2 separate regions of the Homo sapiens genome follow, and region 2 is linked to region 1. Evidence: chromatin loops called from intact Hi-C (ENCODE). Cell type or tissue: PC-3. All regions are shown on one strand. Each heading gives the region's core, and the rest is flanking DNA. Links, peaks and the distances in the headings are about the cores only. Region 1 has its middle 87 kb from the start of HDAC9. Region 2 overlaps HDAC9 (histone deacetylase 9).

Region 1 (2,929 bases), core at 205-2,704:
TAAAAGCCCAACAGGATTGTTCATCCAGCATTACTTCTTTCTTCATTATGTCCATTGCCAATGCCTTCCTGTGGTCCTCAGCTTCTCCATGACACACTCATCTTGTCCCTAAGTCTCTCCATCCCCTGGCCCCATGCAGTCCCACCTCCCTTGCTGCTCCATCACCCTGACCATAGGTTAAACCAATTTAGAAAATAACCATTTCTAAAGAATGAATTTTTCAACAAGTGCCAATGGATGAAGTACCTTCAAACTACATTATATATTTACCAAGAGAGTGAAGAAACTAAATCACAATCTAGTGTTCCAAAAGTGCTATATTAAGATTATGATGATACTAAGAGAAACAGACAGAAATTCTCCAAAAAAAAATGGGTAAAGAAAAATTATGGACTAAAAATTTAAAATAAAACGAATACTTTCTATTGTTCACTTTACTACCCTTTTCTTAGTTAAAGCTAATTCATATCACTATTTCTCTATGCTAAAACAAGCTATGCTCCTGGATACAAAGATCTACTTCTAAGATTTTCGGGCAAATGTTTAATTTAGCCAATATTTGAGGAGCTTTCCATCCTAAGATTACATGTAAAATATAAGAAAATAGAGTTTCCAAAGAACTACAATCCCCTTATCACTTTTTCCAAAATTTAGTTCATTATGTGGAATCACATCACTAGCCACAGTATATGTCTTTGTATTTCCTAATGAAAACATGGACTCGAAAAAGGAAACATACCATCTATTAAATGTAAGTAAAATTAAGCAAACACGGTCTTTTGAAAGTAAAAATAAAATGACAGATTTACAGTATTTCATGTGGTAGAAGCAATTTCTGAGACAAGGGCAGTTTCTGAGGGTTGGGAAGGGAATGCAGAGGGTGCTCTAAACTCAGTCTCAAAGAGGCACTACCAAGCTAATTATTTTCTTCTATGCTTGTCTATAAGCATTACACTTTTCACTTTCTGTGAAAAAAAGGCCCATCGTTAATGAGATCCATAAAGATTCCTTAATCAGCTTATACTGTGAAAGAGTATTAAAGTCTCCATTTTCACAACAGGCACATGAAATACACACTTTTATGATATATTACTAGCACAGGAACTTACATCTCTCTCCCCTTGAACCACCTGCAAATTTTAATAGTCATGTATCGCCAGGGTACCAGAAACTCATAAAAGTTTAACCTGCCAATTAACAAGTAGGTAAAGTTCCAGTCCTGTACCATAATTTGTTTGCTTCCAAGGCATAGACAGCAAAACCTACAAAATATTCCCTTGAATTTTTTTGCAAGGCAACTACATTCCAGGGCTGACTTCTTTCAAAAGTCACCAACAAGTAAAAGCACACAAACGCATATCAGAAATCACATCCTTATGGAGGGCATAAAGTTAGGAAAATGTGGAAGTCTAAAAACGGATTTGATTATCTCCAAAAAGCTGCTACCTGAAGGGTTTTATTTGCACTAGGTTGCTCTTGTTTCAAATTTAATCTGCGCCTTTTCTAATGTTGTGCTGTAGATCTGTGTCATTTGTTGCATTCTTTTTACCAAGGAGCTGCATTAGAAATTATTACATACTTCTAGGACTGTTTGCTCTTATGTAAATACCCAAACCATGATCTCAACCATAGGACCCACAACATAAAAAAACTAAAGAAATCATTGCAAGAAAGAAAAAGCCTCCCAATTCTTTTCTGTAACAATGGTGATGGTTACTAAGGACATTCCGATAGGATGACTTCAGGCTATGTAAATTTCATAAACGGCCCATTAGTGTCAAGGTCCTTGGTCTCAGTCCCAGCCCAGCTAGTCATACAAGGAATTACTGCCATATTAAGAAATTGGTTATTTTTTGAACTTACAGAACCAGGAAGAGCTATTTTCCTTTTCTAGTGTTTTATTTATGTGAACTAGCCTCCTAAGAAGGAAATTAAAAGATTTATGTCAGAAAGCTAGTAGAATTATTATTATAGCATCTGATTTTCCTATGGCTGTGAAAATACCTATATACTCAAAGGCCAAGAGACAGACACAAGTTAGGAATTTGTTCATTCATTCATTCATTCTCTTCCTTCATTGAGTGCCTTCTATAACTCAAGAATTATGTATTGTAGAAACAATAATTTTTTAAAAGACAACACATACTTGCCTTCATGTAGCTGATAATCTAGTGAGGAAAAACCTTTAGGTTGGTTCTTCAATATTTGCTGATTTTAACACAATTCATCCCCTTTTGTCATCAAATTAACAAAATCATCATACTAATAAGTATTAACACTTATTGAGTACCAACTTTGCGCCAAGTATAATGCTAAGCATTATACATACATCATCTCATTTAATCCCCTCAATAATTCCACGACGTAAGTACGATGTAAGTATGAGGTTAATTTGTCCATCGACACACAATTGAATATGGCCAGAACTCAAACTCACTCCATTAGAATCCAAAGTGTTTCTTCTTATGATTTTATTATCTCTATCTGAAAAATAATTTAGGATCAAATCTTAGCAGATCCTAACCTACTGAAAGACATTTTCTGCAGAACTTATATATCTAGACCAAAGGAAACACAATAGATTTCCTTTAACTGCGGGGAATAGCAGCATCCTTTTCCTTAATGGTCTCCGGAGTGCAGTCTTAATTGACATATGAAAAACAGTTCTGCCAGTTTTACTATTGTTCTATCGAATGGTGCATCCTAGTGCTCTAACATTTAACTCATAAATGCTTTGCAGGGTTTCAAGAATTCAAACTGCATTGTAATGTTATTAAGTGCCTACCCACATTCTGCTAGAGACTGTGTGAACAATGGGATGATTTTTTTTTTTATCCAAGATCTTACCTGGTGAACTGATGAATCACAGAAGGCTGCACATTGACTTTGAATTTCCTGTTTCTATTGGCTGTTCATACGTTTTTAGGCT
Region 2 (2,929 bases), core at 273-2,772, 140 kb before region 1:
AAATTATAATGACAGGAAAATTAAATAACTAAAATTGAGTTGAAAATGGTAAAAAAAAAATAAAGAATGCCTTTCCAAAAAATGAAGGCATTCCTAAGCAAGAAAAGTAAGCTATCTCAGTATCCTACAAAAAAAAAAGAACTAGGGAGAAGGGAGAGAAAGAGGAGGAAGAAGAAAAAAAATCCTGCAAAAGTAGAAACAAATGATTTTGGAAAGAATAAATGAAATGCCTACATTCCCAATTTACTTCAAAATAACATTTCCCCATAAGAAACTGTGTGTATGTGTGGGTGTGGGTGTGCGTGTGCATAAAATATGACTTTACCAAAAAAAAAAAACCACCTTTTTATTTTGAAATAATTATAGATTCTTGGAGAGTTGCAAAAGTAGTACAAAGAGGAATCCTGTGAAAGCTTCACCTAGTTTTCCCCAATGGTTACATCTTATATAATAATAGTACAATATCAAAATCAGGAAGTTAACATCCTTAAAATGTTAATAAATTGAAGCATACCATATGTAAACTGTTGAAATTGGCTTTTTTTCCTTCAATATAATGCCCTAGAGGTCCATCCAAGCTGTTGTCTGTATCAACAGTACATTCATTTTTATTGCAATGCAGTATTCCATGGCATGGATGTACCACACAGTTTGTTTAACTATTCAGCTATTGAGGGACACTGTGAATGTTTATTGTTTTGAGTTATTTCAAATGAAAACAGCTGCAGTGAACAACTGTGCACAATATTCTGTGCGAACATAAGTTTTAATTTTTGTAGGACAAATTTCCAGAAGTGCAATTGCTGGCTTATATGGTAAATTTGTTTGTTTGTTTATTTATTTATTTCAGACAGAGTCTTGCTCTGTCACCAGGCTGGAGTGCAGTGGTGCAATCTCAGCTCACTGCAACCCCCACCTCCCAGGTCCAAGCGATTCTCCTGCCTCAGCTTCCTGAGTAGCTGGGACTACAGGCACGCACCACCACACCCAGCTAATTTTTGTATTTTTAGTAGAGATGGGGTTTCACCATATTGGTCAGGATAGTCTCGATCTCTTGACCTCGCGATCCTCCCGCCTTGGCCTCCCAAAGTGCTGAGATTACAGGCATGAGCCACCACACCTGGCCTATTTTTTATATCTTTAAAGAATCAGCCAAACTATTTTCCAGAATAGCAGTATCATTTTACATTCCCAATACCAATGTATGAGCGCTCCAATTTATCCACATCCTCACTAGCATTTGACATTATAATTTGAATTCCAGCTATTATCATAGAGATATATATATTTACCCACTGATATTTATTACATTTTTGTGTGCTTACTTGATATTTGTATATCCTCCTCAGTGAACAGTCTTTTAATATTTTTGCCCATTTCCTTATTGCTCTGGTTGTTTATTTTACTGTTGAGTGTTGAGTTATTTATACATTTTAGATATGAGTCCTTTGTCATAAATGTGTTACAAAAGTGTTGCTTTTTTTACATAGTGAAGGTTACACCAATAGACTCACATACACTTATTAAAGCAATAAATCCAAGAGCTAATTACATACCAGATACAACTACAGACATATCTCATTTTATTTTGCTTTGCTTTATTGTGCTTTGTAGATATTTTTCCTCTTACAAATTGATGTTTTGTGGCAACTCGGCTTTGAGCAAGTGTGTCAGTGTCATTTTTCCAGCAGCATGTGCTCACTTTATGTCTCTATCAAATTTTTGTAATTCTTGCAATAGTTCAATTTTTTTTCATTATTATTATATCTGTTAGGGTAATCTGTAATCAGTGATCTTTGATGTTACTAGTGTAATTGTTTTGGAGCACCACGAACCACACCCATATAAGACGGCGAACTTAATCTGTAAATGTTGTGTGTGGTGTTCCGACTTCACTGACCAGCAGTCAGTCTCTGACTCTCTGCCTCTCCTCAGGTCTCCCTATTCACAGAGACACAAGAATATTGAAATTAGGGCAATTAATAACCCTACAATGGCCTCTAAGTGTTCAAGTGAAAGAGAAAGAGTTGCACATCTCTCTTTCAATCAAGAGCTAGAAATGATTAAGCTGAGTTAGGAAGGCATGTTGACAGCCAAGACAGGTGGAGAGCAAGGCCTCTTGAACCAAACCACAAAATTGTGAATGCAAATGGAGGGAGGGAGAGAGGGAGGGAGAAAGGGAGAGAGGGAGAGAGGGAGAGAGGGAGGGAGGGAGGGAGGGAGGGTAGGAAGGAAGGAAGGAAGGAAGGAAGGAAGGAAGGAAGGAAGGAAGGAAGGGGTTTCTTGAAATGGAATCTACTCCTGGTGAAGATGCTGTGAACACTGTGGAAATGATGACAAAGGATTCAGAATATTACATAAACTTAGCTGATAAAGCAGAAGCAGGGTTTGAGAAGCATTGACTTCAATTTTGAAAGAAGTTCTAGTGTAGGTCAAATGCTATGAAACCACATCAGCATTACTTGCTGTAGATAAATCTTTCATGAAAGGAAAAGTCAATCGATGCAGCCAACTTCATTGTTGTCTTATTTTAAGAAAGTGCCACAGTCGGCCGGGCATGGTGGCTCACGCCTGTAATCCCAGCACTTTGGGAGGCCGAGGAGGGCAGATCACAAGGTCAGGAGATCAAGACTGTCCTGGCTAACATGGTGAAACCCCGTCTCCACTAAAAATACAAAAGATTAGCCGGGCGGGGTTGCAGGTGCCTGTAGTCCCAGCTACTCGGGAGGCTGAGGCAGGAGAATGGCCTGAACCCGGGAGGCAGAGCTTGCAGTGAGCGGAGATCGTGCCACTGCACTCCAGCCTGGGCAACAGAGCGAGACTCCGTCTCAAAGAAAAAAAAAGAAAGTGTCAGAGTCACCCTATCCTTCAGCAACCACCACCCTGATTGGTCAGCAGCCATCGACATTGAGGCAAGACCCTCAGCCAG

Evidence for each region. A loop is a pair of places that touch in the nucleus more often than their neighbours do. Peaks named below come from ENCODE experiments on the same cell type or tissue, not always from the same donor. Only the 100,000 strongest peaks of a DNase experiment are listed, where the experiment ranks them.
Region 2: a loop joins it to region 1, with 9 times the contacts of the local background. A loop is called at or near these places in 2 of 110 quality-filtered maps.

Annotation. Positions count from the first base shown.
Region 1 is chr7:18,407,463-18,410,391 of GRCh38, reverse strand. It overlaps a transcript of HDAC9 not described here. Among named protein-coding and RNA genes, the nearest start is that of HDAC9, 87 kb to the left of the region's middle. RefSeq lists an enhancer at 2,447-2,929. In PC-3, for the core only: no CTCF peak of the experiment used is centred there; a DNase peak (open chromatin) is centred at 1,731; H3K27ac peaks cover 1,558 bases.
Region 2 is chr7:18,547,155-18,550,083 of GRCh38, reverse strand. All of the region lies in intron 2 of HDAC9 (histone deacetylase 9), which reads right to left. Among named protein-coding and RNA genes, the nearest start is that of HDAC9, 53 kb to the right of the region's middle. In PC-3, for the core only: no CTCF peak of the experiment used is centred there; no DNase peak of the experiment used is centred there; H3K27ac peaks cover 2,284 bases.